Linked DNA regions of Homo sapiens: region 1 is linked to region 2. A link is an interaction called in ENCODE POLR2A ChIA-PET data of the cell type or tissue named here. Cell type or tissue: A673. All regions are shown on one strand.

The links. Peaks named below come from ENCODE experiments on the same cell type or tissue, not always from the same donor. Only the 100,000 strongest peaks of a DNase experiment are listed, where the experiment ranks them.
Region 1: POLR2A ChIA-PET joins it to region 2 with 17 read pairs; 2 of 35 experiments call an interaction of 5 or more read pairs at or near these places.

What each region holds. Positions count from the first base shown.
Region 1 is chr2:176,652,558-176,660,557 of GRCh38, reverse strand. LINC01117 (long intergenic non-protein coding RNA 1117) reads right to left here. Exons shown (of 4, transcript NR_110599.1): 3 at 5,038-5,094; 4 at 4,600-4,860. Among named protein-coding and RNA genes, the nearest start is that of LINC01117, 19 kb to the right of the region's middle. In A673, CTCF peaks have their summits at 3,385, 6,488 (motif pointing right) and 7,827; DNase peaks (open chromatin) are centred at 3,617, 3,937, 4,297, 6,507 and 2 weaker places; H3K4me3 peaks cover 5,491 bases; H3K27ac peaks cover 7,849 bases.
Region 2 is chr2:176,102,809-176,110,808 of GRCh38, reverse strand. It overlaps HOXD11 (homeobox D11), which reads right to left and starts at 3,529. Exons shown (of 2, transcript NM_021192.3): 1 at 2,673-3,529; 2 at 1,055-1,902. The coding sequence starts at 3,453. The coding sequence ends at 1,667. RefSeq lists an enhancer at 5,673-6,659. In A673, a CTCF peak has its summit at 6,338; DNase peaks (open chromatin) are centred at 2,278, 3,578, 3,978, 5,368 and 6 weaker places; H3K4me3 peaks cover 7,304 bases; H3K27ac peaks cover 7,712 bases.

The DNA of each region.
Region 1 (8,000 bases), 550 kb before region 2:
AGATCACCATAACAGATACCATAAAAAAAATCTGTGAAGCACAACAAAGCAAAGTGCAATAAAATGAGGTATGTCTGTCCATCACTCAAGTGTATGCATGGATAGGAAGAGTTGGCCCGCAAGGTGTCTATCACCTGCGATCAGCATGGTCTGAAATTTTCAAACTTCCTTTAGCTCAGGAATCCTGTTGTGGCAGCCTCTATTGGTTAAGGAACCAATAGTCATTCCCTTCACTCCTCCCTTTCTGCCCTCCCACACCAAATCTCAAGCAACCACGAGCTTTACGTAGATAGGGGTTTTCTTCAGACCCAAAGACCAAAGTTGAAGAATCCTATCCAGGTGTTGAATACAAATGCCTGAACCAACATCCAGATGTTCATTTTAGTGTCTTAACTAAACTTGCCAGGGCTACAGCTGCCCAGGCACAGATTATACAACCAGCTTTCAAAAGGGATTAACCTCGACTTAGGTGCCAGGTAAGTCAATACTCCATCACCACATTTCTAATAATTGTTTCAATACATAAGTGTGAGAGACTGGGTAAGTGCGATCCAATTGCAGTGAGGAGGAAAGATAAAGACACAGCTAATCAGGCACTCACACTTCCTTCTTGAAAGGATGAGCATAGGGGACCAGATTCTGGCTACAGGGAAACCCAGCTGGACCGCCTTAGCAGCAGTCATGATAAGACAGGACCAAATTTGTTTGTATGTTTTTTTTTTGCTTGCTCACATTTTAATGAAAAAAAAGGTATTTCCTGTGCTTTTTGTGTTTTTGAAGATTTTCAGCATCAAAATCTTATTGCTTTTGTTAGAAAAATAAACCATAAATATTTTAATGGTACAAACTTTGAATATGATAACTATTGCTCCTAAGACTATATGAATTTCCCTTAAAATATGATACACAGTTATATATATATATGTGCATGCATATATATTTTAAAAGAACCAGTAGATAGCACAGTACTTTAAAGAAAAAAAATGTGAATATTGATTTTTTTTCCCTAATGAGATATTACCTGGGAATCACAGCCAAGGTGAGACTATTTAGACCACTTGATCATTAACCTTTCTCCATATGTAAGTTCACAGACATCCAACTATAGAATGTGGTTACTGTATCTAAAGGGACCTCAAGTCTAATACAAACCCTTATTTTGAAAATGAATATTTCTATCTTATTTCTAAAGTACTCCAAAAGTTCTTAGGGCATCCTGTTCCCACGTTCAGTCACAACCACAGGTCATCAAGTCTTCCTGTGTCTTAAAAACACATTTTCTCCTGATGCAGTCTAAACCCATTTTCTTCTGTTCAGTCCAGTGAGATGGAGAAGGTTGACTGGTGTTCTGCAGAGTTCCACCTCACTGCCCATAGGTTGTTAATTTTGTCTCCCTTCAGCCTTCTCTTCTCCAGAATAAACAACCCACCTCCTTTCCTTGTGTACATAGTCTCCAATCCCTGTCATCATTTTCCTCTTCTATACGTGGATTCTATGCAATTTTCCTGCATATGTTTTAAGTTACAGACCCAAAGTGTAATATTCAAATAAAAGCCCAACCTACAATAAATTTGACACAAGGGTTATTTCCTAGCTGCAAATAATACTTGTCTTAACACAGCCCGGGATAATATCGCTTTCTTAATGCCATCACTAGGTTAATGACGCATATATTTCTGGAATGCCAGATCTTCTGCAGCCAAGTTTGTGTCAAATTATACCCTCTATCTAGACCCTTCTCCTACCATCTATTCTCCAAAGGAAGTCATTATTAATAAACTTACATTTTATTTCTTCCAGTGGTTTCTACTTTTAACTCCAAATAAATAATATGCCTGCATCTCTCTTTCTTGATTTTTCAGTCTTAGGTAGCCAGTACCTGCTGACTTCTCTGCATGAAAGATGAAGAATTTCATTCATTTATATGCCTTCCTTCCCTCCCCACCTGCTCCCCAATTTGGGCTAACTCATGATTTTTTAGTTCTTCAGTTGGATAGATGTATTCATTTCTGGATCTAGCAGCTTTAGAAAAGAGTTATTGACCTTAATACTCTCAGATAAGAAAGTTAACATACCTCATCATCTCTGGACTTCTGTCAGGGTATAGCTCTATACTGTCAAAGTTTATAATATTTATATTTTGTTTTATAGATATTATGACTACTGATATTATGGAAATGTTATTTATTACAGATACAGGAAGAAAATTAATCCTCTGTCACCAACTCATGCTATTCAAAATAGAATGTTCTAAGCATCACAGTCAGTAAAATACATTCTCTTAAACTCTAACAAACTCTCAAAATCATGCCACAATTTAGTTTACCTGTTATTTGAGTCCTGGATTTTTAGGCAGTGCTATAAATACTACAACTGGTTACAAGCAGTTAATTTAACAGATTAACTTAAGAAATTTGTTGGAAGGATATAAGGGTCACTCTCAACTCAAAGGAAAAGCTAAGGATTAAACATTAAAAGCAATGGTAAAAAACGCAATTACTTTTGACCAACGTAAATACAAACTTTGAAGATCTTTATACTATTAAACTAGAGAGAGAGAGAGAGCGAGTGAGCGAGAGAGTGCACTCATTACTGGAAAAGGGCATCTTACTGGCCCAGCTTGAATCACAAACTAGGTAGGGGCAGTGCCCCTCGACTAAGAGTCTCATCAAGGTTGCATGCAATGGTGAAGGATAGTTCTCAAAACAAAATCAAGATGCTGTCACCGGAAGAATAGAATCAGGGTAGACAAAACAACAGCATCTATTGCTTCCAATAGCACTTATCACATTTTCATTAATAAACAATTTGGGTAATTTTCTGTTTGATATTGTCCTTCCCAACCAGATTTTGTGTTCTATAAAGGAGAAGTTACATAGAGCATTCATTCTCTTAATTCACGTGCCTAGTAGTGTCTGACAAGTTACAAGCACTGACTAAACAGCTCTTGAATATTGTTGAATAAAAGCCAAGGGTTTCCAGGATGCACTGCCTAGACTATTTGTCATAGACTATTTGTATTATTTTATTTTAATAACAAGTATTTTCAGATGGCTGAATTACATATTAAAGAAGGGACTACTCTTTCCAAAGGCACGTTATCATGGAGGAATACAGCCTAAGTTTTCTATTACAAGTATTGTAAAAGAAGGGCACCTCTCCAAACTTTTGGATCATGGCAGGATACCATGATCTTGTCTGCATGCTACCCACACAACTGATGGTGTACAATCACCTGATCCAAAGAATTAGCCAGCAGTTTAAATTTTCATTATTCACTCAGGATGTCATAGTCAACAGCCTGGTGATCTCTGCAGTCAGGACTTGGTAATAGCACTACATAATACCTGGTCTAATATCTCCTCTGCAAGGACTCAGTCCTTCTCCTGACTCCTCTCCATGCCATCTTTCCCACTTCTTTCTTCTTCTTCCTTCCTTCTCCTTCTCTCTTCCTTCTCCCTTCCTCCCTTCCTCCCTCCTCCTCCTCCCTTTCTATCTTCTACATTTTTCTAGCTTCTACATTTTTCTCTGTGTTTCACTGGCACTCCTCCTCCCTCTGTGTTTCACTCCCCCTCATCCTCCCTCCCCCTCTCCCACCCTTTCCCCTCCTCCTCCTCCTCCTCCTCCTGAGACAGAGTTTTGCTCTGTTGTTCAGGCTGGAGTGCAGTGGTGCAATCATAACTCACTTCAGCCTTGATCTCCTGGGCTCAAGCGATCCTCCTGCTTCAGCCTTCCACGTATTTGGGACCACAGACATACACCATCAAACCTAGCTAATCTTTTTTTAATTTTTTTGTAGAGATGGAGTCTCATTTTGTTGCCCAGGCTGGTCTCAAACTTCTGGGCTCAAGTGATCCTCCTCATCCTTGGCCTCTGAAAAGTGCTGGGATTACAGACATGAACCATGGCATCCAGCCCTTGCCCACTTCTTAACAAACTGGGTGATAGTTATTTTTTTACAAACTTGCCTCTCCAACTAAACTGTGGACCCCATGAAGGAAGGAAGGAAGGAAGGAAGGAAGGAAGGAAGGAAGGAAGGAAGGAAGGAAGGAAGGAAGGAAAGAAGGGAGGGAGGGAAGAAAAAAGGAAGAAAGGAAGGAAGGAAGGAAGGAAGGAAGGAAGGAAGGAAGGAAAAACGGAAGGAAAGAGAGCTTTAGTTCTCTAAGCTGTAGAGAAAATTTAAGTTCTTTTTCAAAGAACTTAAAATTCATGGATTAGTCAGAGGGGTCTAATATCTCTAAATCAAATGATGACAAAAGAAAAAACAAAGAATGCAGAAATTATCCTCTTCCAGGGTTTCATTCCTTTATGTCAATCAAGAAAAATGTTAATAAGGAGGGTTCAGCAGGGGTCAGTAATTCCTCACTGATGTCACAAATTTAGCTTCACTTTTCAGAGGCTGTTCGTGGCCATGCTTGTGAAATTTGTAACTCACCTCTAGACAATAACTAATTATTACTGATTACTATGAAATAAGTCAACAAAGATTTTCTTGTTTACATTCTTATCAGACTGTATCAGAACCATCTGTTTTCAAGTTTGTTGTTGCTGGGTGTTTTTTTTTTTATCCCAAGGGATAGATTCTCCATATTGTTCTCTGAATATATGCATGCAAAACTGCCTTTTAATGCACAGTTGCAGTTTTCACTAAAACATTTGGGTAGGGGGGAAAAATCACATATGTTTTTGTGAAAGATGATGATAATAATTAGGTATCTTGCTGAATTTATTCTATCTTCAAATGAAGGATATGTTGGGGTCTGTCCCATCTCTAATTACCATCTCTTCGTTTGCATGGGGTGACTATTGATTTTGCGAAAAGCACATATGTGGAGCTTTCGACACTAAAGTAACTTCAACCTGGAAAACACAGTAAAGGACTCCATTAATATGAGAAAGAGTCTACAATTTTAAAACAAGCAATATGTGACCCCTTTGCTCCATTGTTCATTGACACCAATCTCCTGTGATACAAGCAATAACTTTGTTCCATTGTTAAGGAAGCAAGAGTGTAAGATTTTAAATACTGGTACTCACCAAGTTGCTACATGGCTTTGGGCAAGCAATTAACCTTTGGTGTCTCAGTGACTTCATCTGTAAAATAGGGATAGGGATTTTACACAGGTGTGATGCCTGGACTAATTAGTATAATTATCATTATTGATGGGAAAATAATGTTAGTCATTGATATCCCATCTCATGTTAGCACCTGGAGAATCACATATTTTCTCTATGTTGACTCCATTTTATAGGAGTCTGTAAAAAAATGATGACAAAAGCTACATATGAAAACTGGGACAATACAGTTAAAAAGGTCCATATCCACATAGGCTCATATCCTTAATGGATTATTTTTGAATTTGCATTTATCATTTAGATGCTTTCTAAAGTCAAACTGAACACATAAACTATGAAATTACAAGGAAATTTTTCAAGGCCCACATTCAACTGATAAGCTTCCTTGCAGCAAAATGCTTTCCAGTTCATTCACAGGTAACACCATGAGCTACTATAGAAGTTTAGGGTTGAGCAATAGAATTTAGGGTAATCAAAGTCAAGTAAAAGTATACACTGAAGACATTGCTCATATAACATTCCAGGATCCCCACTTGTGTGTGTATGTGCCCCGAAAGAACCCCAGCTCAAACAGTTAGGGACCAGGACAAACAACAGAGCTACATGAGAAGCCAACTCTGCAAGACTGGGGTCATTGAAGCTGGGGACAGTAGGGTGTCCTTATGCCAGAGCATGGGTAACAACTCATGGGGCAAGGAAAGGGACATGTTGAGAAAAACAAAAATGGCATTTCTCTTGGGGTTCATCTAGGACTCCTAAGTGCACTTACTATGATTCCTAGGTCAGGATGAAATAACTGCTTTAAAAAAAAGATTACCTCTACATGTTGGCAAAAGTGCCAGTGAAACACAGAGAAAAATGTAGAAGACAGAAAGTGCTCAAAAGATCAGTACTCAACACTATAACCTTGTATCCCTTACCATAGACTCATGTTCTTTCTAGGTCCAAAATTTCTTCTTTTGGCTTTAGTTCTTCCCAGCAGAAAATTCTCTTTTCTTGAGCTCAGTAGATGTCAAGCCTCAAATCTCCAATGTCTCCAAAGAAGCAGCCCTAAATTAGCCTCTTCACAAGTCATTCATACTAAGGACCGTAATCTTTTCCTCTATATTTGCCTCAAAATTATGGGCAACAACTTCCAAATGGAAACGCTGAAGCTGTTGCCATTTTCCTATTATCCTCACCTATCATATGAAACATAACAATTAGCATTTTTAGCAGGATTGAAACTGCTAACACAACTTCTCTATGTCTTACACCATTAAACTTGATGAGAAATCCCTTCATGATTAACATTCATCTCGCTGTATCGTGCTTGAAGGTTAATAATATCTACCATCTCCTGAGAGAGGGGGAGGGGAGCTCATTTATCAAATGAATAGCCGAGTGAGGCAGCCAGGAAAGGAAATTCCCCCCTCAGTCCACTAGAGGGTGGCTTGGCAGAGCCAAGGGAGGACGGCCGAGACAGAGAGGCACAGACAGCTTCCTGTCTTGTTCGCCTGCACTTTAGTTGGTAAGAAGAAGCAACATTAGTATTCATTGCTTTCTATTCCTCACCCTGGGTAGGCTTTCATTTCTATTACAGACACTTTACAAATGCCAGAAGTCAGCGCTGGCTGGGCCATGGCGTGGTGAGGGAAAAAAAAACTATAGAATTAGACTGCTTAAAAGAACATCCAGTCTAATTTCTTCTAAATCAACACTGGGTGAGATAAATACATATGTATTAACAGATCCTAAGTTTAAAACTTTCATAGATCATGTAGCAGTATGTGTGCACTTCAGATATGGATGTGGAGTGAATGTTGCATGTACATTATGGGGAATTATACATAATGCATAAAGAAATGTACCTAGCCTTTAGCACACCAGCTGTTTCTGCTTATAAGCCTGAGTTATCCATGAAATGCAGTAGACATTTTGTAGTAAATATCCTACTTGGTTGACTTTTTTTAGGCCTAGTCATCTATGCTGATTTATAGAATTAGGAAGAAATATAAATTTTAGCAATGAAAGATAGAATTTTAAAATTTCCCATATCAAAACATGTTGTGTTCTGAGAAAGAAGAGATGAGGAATTAGCCTGTTTTCGTGGTCTCTACATAGGTGATAAAGCAAAAAAGAATACGTTTTTCCTATCTGTAATATTGTTCAGTGTAGCAAACCCTTTTGCTTGTTACAGTACAGCAAATGGAGTGTTTAATTTGGGATTCAATGTAGTCTAGAGTCAAGGTGCAGCAGTTTTATTACAGAAATACAATTTTATTGGAGGCTGAAGATTTAATTTCCACCTTACGTAGAGAGCCATAAACGGCATGCCTGTTTTACATTTTGCATAGTATTTGATATATGTAATTCCTGGCCTAATTTTAGAGTTTGAAAAGGTGGAAGAATCACAATACGCAGATTCAAATTCTTCAACACTTCAGCCACAGATGACATTTTAAAATGAACAATTTTCTGTTTCTTAGTCATGGATTTGAAACCCTTGCTTCCCTCCCCGGAGCTCTGCACCACATCCTTTTCAGGTCTTCCTAACTAGGTGAGCCACAAAGCCACCTAAAGGATGCCCTCGAGTCGGAACAAATGCTTTCTTTGTTTAAATCTGTCTACTAGATGGCATTCTACTAAAACCTAAGATGATCAGATGATATGGATAGTTTGTCATCAATTGTACCTAGTATCTGTTAGGGTCATCTGTTAATATCTGTTCAGATGTATGTATTTTGAATAAAATAATTTGTAAACATATTGGAATGACTGAATGTGAAAGAAATAATCAAATAATGTTAGCTGTAAGCCTATATCCACACTGGAATCCAAATTTGGAGGATTTTGTCATTCTCTTTCCTTCAAACATATTCATTTTAGGAGACATACACACACGCACACGCGTTGCTCTTCCATCTGTTTGCCTTTGCAGCATT
Region 2 (8,000 bases):
GATCCTGAAATTAGGAATTTTCTTAGATTTATGGTGAGCTCCTGGTATGATTTTGTGTGGTCATAAATGTGTGTGTGGCTCTCTATATGTGTGAGCATGTATGTGTGAGAGTGGGTGGCAGCTGAAAATCAAGAAGAACTTAAGGCGCCTAATTATTCAGAAAGGTTAAAGGTGATGACCTTGACATTTTGGAAGTTCAAAGGCATACATTTATGCACTTATTTTTTCCTTCCCAAATAAGGCTTAGCAATTTTTTTAATTGCATTTTGAAGTGCATGACTCCTTGGAAGATGCATGGGGTACTGTGCATTTATAGATTTATATTTTGTCTTTGGGCTTAGGAGAGGTTAAGACTCATAAGATTCACTTCACTCTTTTCAGAGAGAGAGCTTTTCTCACTTCTCCAGTTTATTGCACATTGCGGAAATCTCTTTTGGGCCCACCAGAAGGTGTATAATATAACCCAATTAAGCTGTTTAGAACTTTGGCTTTTATGGTGTTGTCTAGACAGTTCAAGGTTTTGTAAACAGCCTGGCCTGGCCCTGCAACATAAAGTGCAGTAGAGCCCTCACCACATTCTTTAACTTGAAGCGATAAATGCCGTGAGAGGGTCTGCAGCTCCTGGCCCTATTTCAGTGGGGGCGGGGAGGGTTTACCTTCCCTACTCCAGGTCCACTTATGACACCAGCAAGCCCTCTCCACCTACTGATGACTTCCTTTTCGAAAACTTCTCCCTTCAATGGAAGTTTCTAATTTTGGTTTCTTCTTTTTTAAGGGACTGTGACTCCTTGTTAGCTTGTAAGAGATCATTTGGATTTTCTAACCAGTTTTTAAAAATGGTTGCTGTCTTTTCAGAAATCCCAAGTTCACTAGACTAGTGGTGGGGGTGGGAGTTTTCTTCTTAGGTTCCTGCTGCCCCAGCCTTACTGCCTGGAGAAGGCAGCGCCAGCATTGCTTGGTCACATCGTCAATTCAGAAATTCATCACTAACATGATTTTTAAAACCAGTGTAACCTAGAGGTGGTGGGAGGGTACGACTACTATTTTAGTGGGACTAAAAAGTATTTCATTCGATTTTCAGTTGCATGGGTTCTGGCCACTAAAATATCCTAAGGAGGCACTAAACCTCAAAGAGGAGAATTCATACAGTGTATTGAAGCTGTAACCTCCATTTTACTAGAAACCATTTATTCACACAAAAAAAGACAGTGACTCATGCCTTGATATGACAGACTAAAAGTACATTTCCCAAAGTTTAAATAACCTGCATTCACCGAAGAGGAAGGAAGGGATCTCTTAAAACTCAGAGCAAAACACCAGCGCCTTCTAGCAACCCCCAACCCGGCCCAACTTCCTACAGACCCCGCCGTGTCCCCACGAGGACTCGGAGAGGGGGAGGGGGAACGACAGCACACTGGCGGTAAAATTGTAACGGGACGTTTGCATTTACCATTTTCCCCTTATTAGGATCCGCTCGGCCAAGTCCCGGCCTCGTCCGCAGGCTGCAGTGGTCGCTGGGAGGTCCCGAGTTGACCGTGGGAAGGAATCGTGAAGTTCCACAGAGAAGAGACGTCATTAAACCCAAGGACAGTGGGCCTGCGGAGAGCAGGCTGGTGGGAAGGAGGGTGGGTGAGTGGGGCTGGGGTGAGGGCGCTTCCTGGAGCTCTCAAAATAAGGGGTTTCCAGTGAAATACTGCAGACGGTCTCTGTTCAGTTTCTTTTCTTTCATCCTGCGATTCTGGAACCAGATTTTGACTTGCCGGTCAGTGAGGTTGAGCATCCGAGAGAGTTGAAGTCTTTTCTCTTTGTTTATGTACACGTTAAAGAAAAACTCGCGTTCCAGTTCGCGGATCTGGTACTTGGTATAGGGACAGCGCTTTTTCCGGGACCGCTGGGGGGCAACTGCAAGGCAAAGAGACCAGGGGGTGAGAGAGGCCGCTGCCTGACAGCCCCCACCCGCCCGCCCGCCCGGGCCACTGAGCGAGGGCCAGGCCCTGGCCCCGTTGGGGACGTTCTCTGCCGCGGCCGAAAGGCCCTGCCTGCGTCGTGGGGGATGATATATGGGCGGGCACAGGAGAGAGTGCGGGCGTGGACATGTGTTCACGCCCGGACACACACACACACACACACACACACACACACACACACAGAGCCTGGCACGGAGGTGGGGAAGCAGAGGGCAAGGCAGGCTCTAAACTGGAACCTGAGGGAACAGAGACAAGAGCAGGCCCGCCGGGGCATCTGCTTGACTCCAGCGGCGCGCGTCAGCTAGCGGCTTGGATAAAGTCCAGTGCAAGGATCAAACTCCCCCCACTTCCCCACCCCCCGCCTCTCTCCCTTAAAAGCAGGAGGCTCCGGTGTATGCACTCACACTGGCTTGAAATCTCCCTCCCTCCCTCCCTCCATGGTATCTAGCAACCCCCTGCCCAAAACTGGGAAAAGGCTCTCGACAGCTATTAATGTCCTCCTCGAAGTCTACCTTAAGCCCACCTAAATTGGTTTCCTACCATAAACACACTTTACAACGGCCCAGGAAATCTTATAGGATGTATAAACCTCTTCGAATGCTTATAAAGTAGCACATAAAAAGGCGCAAGCAGAGGGAGGCCTCCGCCCCCCCCCCCTCCCCCGCGGCCCCCGGGCCCACCGCTTGCCCAGTACCCGGTGCCTACCTGCGCTGCTGCTCTTCTCGGCCCCCGCCTCTCCCGGGGGGCCCTCGCCGTCGCCACCGCTGCCTTCTGCTGCCCCCTTGGGCTCCGAGCCAGGGGTCGCCTTGGTGCAGGGACTGCCCCCGCCGCCACCAGCCCCGGTCCTGGGGTCGCCCTTGTCGGCTGCGCCCTCGGGCTGTGGCGGCGCGGGTGGCGGCGGGGGCTGCGGCCCGGCGAACGGGGGCCCGGGCGCTGCCTCGTAGAACTGGTCGAAGCCCTGTGGCAAGATGCCATTGCGGCCCACCGCGCTGTAGAAGTTGGAGGCGGCGCCCGCGGGGCCGTGCGGCGGCCCCGGCGCAGCGCACACCGGCTCAGGCGCCTTGAAGAGCACGTCCGGCCGGCGGCCCGCGGGCGGGAGAAGCTCGCGTTGCATGGCCGCCTCCTCGGCCGCCGCGGCCGCCGCAGCCGCCGCCGCCGCCGCCGCGTAGTAGGGAGCGTAGCCCCCCGCGCCGCCGCCGCCCCCGCCGGGGCCGCCCCCGCTGCTGCCGCCCCCCGCGCTGCCGCCGCCGCCGCCGCCGCGGTACGGCCACTTGGCGCGCTCCAGGCCGTAGTCGCGGAAGGCCACTTCGCGCACGGGCTGGACGTGCGGAGCCAGGTTGGAAGAGTAGGGGAAAGTCATCTGGCAGGACGACGGTTGGGAAAGGAACGAAGGCTTGCTAGCGAAGTCAGACGGGGCCACATAGTAGGCGCAGCCCGGCAGGTACATGCTGGCTGCGCTCTGGCCGCACTCGTCAAAGTCGTTCATGACTCCGCGGCGTGCGCGCCAGCGAGCCTCTGGCCGCTCCCCGCGCAGCCAACCTGAGCCATCGATTGCACAAGAGGCTTGGGCCAGGATCAACTAAGCAAAAATCCCCACCGGGCGCTGACGTGCAATTCATCTTGATTGATTCTGGTGGTAATTATGTCACGTGACGCCATGAAGAGAAATGTCCTTATATCTATATCAACGCTCGCCAACACGCCCCGGGACGGCTCCTGGCGCCGAGACGCGCGCGCTGGGGGCGGATCGGCTGCCCTCTGCCGCCAGCTCTCCCCGGGCGCTCCCTGACCAGGCTGCGCCTCAGGCCGGTCACCTGCGCGCCGCTGGCCGCTGTCACCGCTGGGCGCATCTGCCACCGCCCGAACGGGCCGCCCGCCCGCGTCCGCCCTCCCGCGCCGCTTTAAGTACGCGGACCGAGGCCGGCGGGGAGGAGGAAGGAGGGGGAAGAGGGGGAGGAAGGGGGAAGGGAGAGAAGCAGCGAGCAGAGGGGGGGAAGCCCCGGCTCCAGGCTCCCTAGAAGCTAGGAACTAGGTGTGAGGGTGTGAGGTTCCGAACCCCACCCCCCTTACTGCAGCCGCTCCCTCCCCCGCGACTCTGCCACCCTCTGCAGCTCACCCGCCTGGGAGCTTGTTGCTTCTTGTTCACCGGGCGGGAGTAATTTCGCCACTCTCCAGGGCGCAGGGAGCCCTGATTTACATATTTTTCTGCCCAGCGCGTTCAGAGTGGAGTGACTTGGCTCTTTCCGGTTCTGACCCCAAGGGTGCGAGTGCTGGCCTCGGAAAAACCCAGGCCATTCACCACCTAGGCACTCACCCAGGCCGGGGCCTTCGTGCCCACCCGGCTCTCTTCCCTTCTCTCTGGTTTCCCTCTCTGTTCTTGTCTCTCTTTCTCCTTGCCTCGTTTCTCTTCAGTCTTCTCCCTTCTCTCTCCTGTCTTCACTTCTCTCCTTCCTCTTCTTTTCCGCTTTCCTTCTTCCTTCCTCTTGCTTTCCTGTCTCCCTTCTCCTCTCTCTCTCTGTCCTCTCATCCTCTCCCCTCCTTTCCTCTAAGCTGTGTGTCACTGTCTCTGTCTCTCTCCCCGTTGCCTCTCTGCCTTCTCCTTCAGCACTGAAGCCAGGAGGGGGCTCAGCCCGTGGTCCCCAGCCTCCCTAGAATCTGGGGAGTCTGGTGAACAAAAGGATCTGGAGTCCTACTCTTAGGGTGCTTGGCTTCCCGCTGGCTCCCCACAAGAGACAACCCCCACACACTCGCACCTTCGTCCTCCTCACCCCTCTGCTTTCAGGCCTAGCCTGGGTGTCCGCCTTATACCTAGACCCTTCACTGCTTCGGAGCCCCGCCAAGGCCTGCGAATCCACGCCGCGTTTCCCCGAGGCTCTTCTGGTACCCTTGGGTCTGCATGGTCACTTCAGCCCCTCCCCCAAGATAGGTTGTCTCTCTAAGGGCTCTCAGCGGAGCCTGACTCCCTCCTGGAGCCCCTCTGTGTCACCTGGCTCTGAGGCAGACTCTTCGTGGGGCACCCCATCCACTCCCCCAAGGCCTCACTCTCCTCCCAGCCTGCCGCGACCCTCTCCTAGCCCATGGGTCCAGGCAAGGCCTGGGATCCCACCTCCGAGTGAGCAGACGCTTTTCAAAGGTAAACCGTCTCTTCCCAAACCCAAATCCCAGAACCGAGGGCAGGAGGCTGCCCCTTTCCCCAAGATTCCTCCGCCCAGGCAATCCCAGCGCTGGGGCCTGGGCCTCAGTCCTATACCCAGGGCAGGCGGCGCTGGCTGTGATGCTGGTTCCCTCCCTGGCCCGGGCTGCTGCAGTGCCGGTGCTGTGCGCTCTGCCCACCGTGCGGACAGACAGAGAAAAGGCGGGTGGTCTGAGCTAATATCTATTTTCTGGCTGATGTACCCCCCCTTCCTCTTTTTCTCCTCCCTCCCTTTCTCCCTTCCTCTCTCCTTCCTCCGCCCCTTCCCATGTCTTCTTCCCTCCCCCAACACTGCGCAAATAGGTCTGTGGCGACTGGAGGGCATCGAGCCTCCCCCAACTAGAACTGCCCATCTTGTGTGCTCCCTCCCCGCAGCTGGCACCCCCGCCCAGATTCCAGCTGACATTCTTCTCCTCAACCCAGACCCCCAGCACACTTATCTGCCTCCCCATCTCCATCCCAGGCCCAAGCCTCTCCCTTTCGGGCTCGTGGTCGACGCCCCTGGATCTCTCTCCTAAAATGGCTCCCTGGACGCTGCACACTGGCCCTGCGGTAGCTCAGGACCCAGGGCAGCTGCGAGGACTTCAACCCGGGTCTTTATGTGTCTGGGGATTCGCAAAATTCTCGCACCTTCTCTCTACTGGCGGCACGGGGTGGGGTGCAGGCAGCCCGGCGCCCCCAGTATGGAGCCTGCTGACCGCCGAAGAGGGAAAAGGGGAGGACGAACCATTCAAGTTCAACGACATGGCGACGGCAGCTCCGGCGGGAGCAGCGATTTGGCGGGGGAGGGTGAGCCATCTGCAGTGGCGCGCCGGTGCATAGGGGAAGGGGGCGGCCGGCCCCTTTCGGCTCCTTAGCGCGGACCCTTGCCCCCCGACCCACTCCACAACCCAGAGCGCTTTCATTCCAGTCCCAGCCCGCTTGGCTCTTTGGCCCCAGCTCCCTCCTAGTTCCTACCCCCATTCCCCAAACCCAGGGAAAACCGCAGCCTCCGGACCCGCGCGTCCCGCTCGAGAACCTACCGTGAAGACCCCGACTCTGTGGCCTTGTCCTTGCCTGCGCGGCCCCACCCGAAACGCAGGGAGCGCACCAGGCCTTCGGGGCGCAGCCAGCCGCTCCGCGAGAAAGAGCTTTCCGCACAGCGCCAGGACGCGATGCGGTGATTTTGAGTCACCCAAGATAAGACACTAACTTGACCTTAACTTTGTCAGGGCGCCCCTGGTATCTGGAGAACGTGAACAGACACTGTCTGGCAGCTCTCGTAAAAGCTGACTGGGGAAGGGATTCTGAGTCATTTCATTTATTGCCACTACAGTTCTGCAAGAAAGCTTTTCCTCCCTGCCAAACTTTAATTATTTATGCTCTTTTAAGAAACGAAAGAAGAGAAATGCAGGGAAAACACCCAGAGCCAGTTCCTTCCCTACAGAGCCTTCGGAATGGACTTCTTAAGTCAAGCGACTGGAGAACAAAAATATGGGGAGATCACCTTTGTCTAAGGACAGTGGGGCAGTCGCCTTGCCCTCCCCCACTATCACTGAGGGGGGAATGCAGCTGGGAGAGGCGGGTGAAGGGTGAAGGGGCATCCCCCCACATGAATATTTACAACGGTTCCAGATTTCTCTTCCACCCGCCGGCATCCCGGAAGCCTCCTCAGCCCGCCTCCCTGGGGGAGAACCCCCAGGCCTTAAAAGCGTCCCCCCTTCCCCGCCGCCCTCTGAGTTCCCAACTGATTGAATGCCAGATGAAGCTGTTTTTTTCTCGTTTTAAAACTGTTTTCTTGGTCAAGAGGCCCGCTTGGACTGCAGCATTTCAGAGGACACATTTGTCTTTCTGAAGGGAATGTTGAGCACTCAGATTTTAGCGTCCTTTCTCTTCGGCTTTTTTTTTTTTTTTTTTTTTTTAACAAATTTCCTAGTGGTTCCAAATCTCTGCGGGAACCCGGGCTATGGAAGGAGACACCAGAGTCTTTGTATTTGTGTGAAATAGCAAACGGGATAGATTTGGAAAAGACTGCTGAACCAAGAGATACGCTTTTATATTTAGAATAATTTAATTTTCTTTGAGGAGTGATCTCCATGAATATCCCCTCCCCCCACTCATCCCAGGCTAAAGGGAAAGAACACGATGATTTAATGATATATTTTGGAAAGAAACGGCCTCCGTGTTTTCTGTCTTAAGGCCTGGATCTGAGTTCATATGCTTTCCTCCTCCTTTCCCCAGCCTTCCGAGCGCTCAGTGCGGCTTCAGCCTTTGTTCAGTTGTTTTTGAGGAGGCAAACCTCTGAATGCAGACTCAGACTTGGAGATCCTGCTCTGGGTACCATCGCCTCTATGTGCCCAGCCAGGTGGAGAATCCTTTTGAGCCATAGGGCCTTGGCAGCTCTTGCTTCTTTCTCTCCTATTGAATATATATACATATAGGTATATATAGTTGTGTGTGTGTATACAATTAAAGAACAATTAAAAATTTCAATTATACACCAAATTTGCTTCTGGGAAAGGGAGTTGAAATGTTGAATATTCAGTGTTAGTGATTTAGTGGTTTTGCTAATTCTTCCTCTAGCTAAAAGCTAGTTTCCACCTCCACCAGCTAGGAGCTTGTTTTTGCAAGAAAATGAGTAGCAAGCAGGCCCTGAATTTCCTGGACTAAGCTAGAGGTTCAGATGGACTAGGGAGTTTTGAGGCCCCATTTCCCAAGGGAGTCTGCTGGGCGCCTGGTAAACCTGCTGGTATCAAGGATTTAGCAGGACATAGCCGGTTCCAGAGAAGTCAGACCAAAATTCGGTGGAGACAGACGTTTTGTTTTGACATCTGAAGAACCTCAAATCTTTACAGACCCCG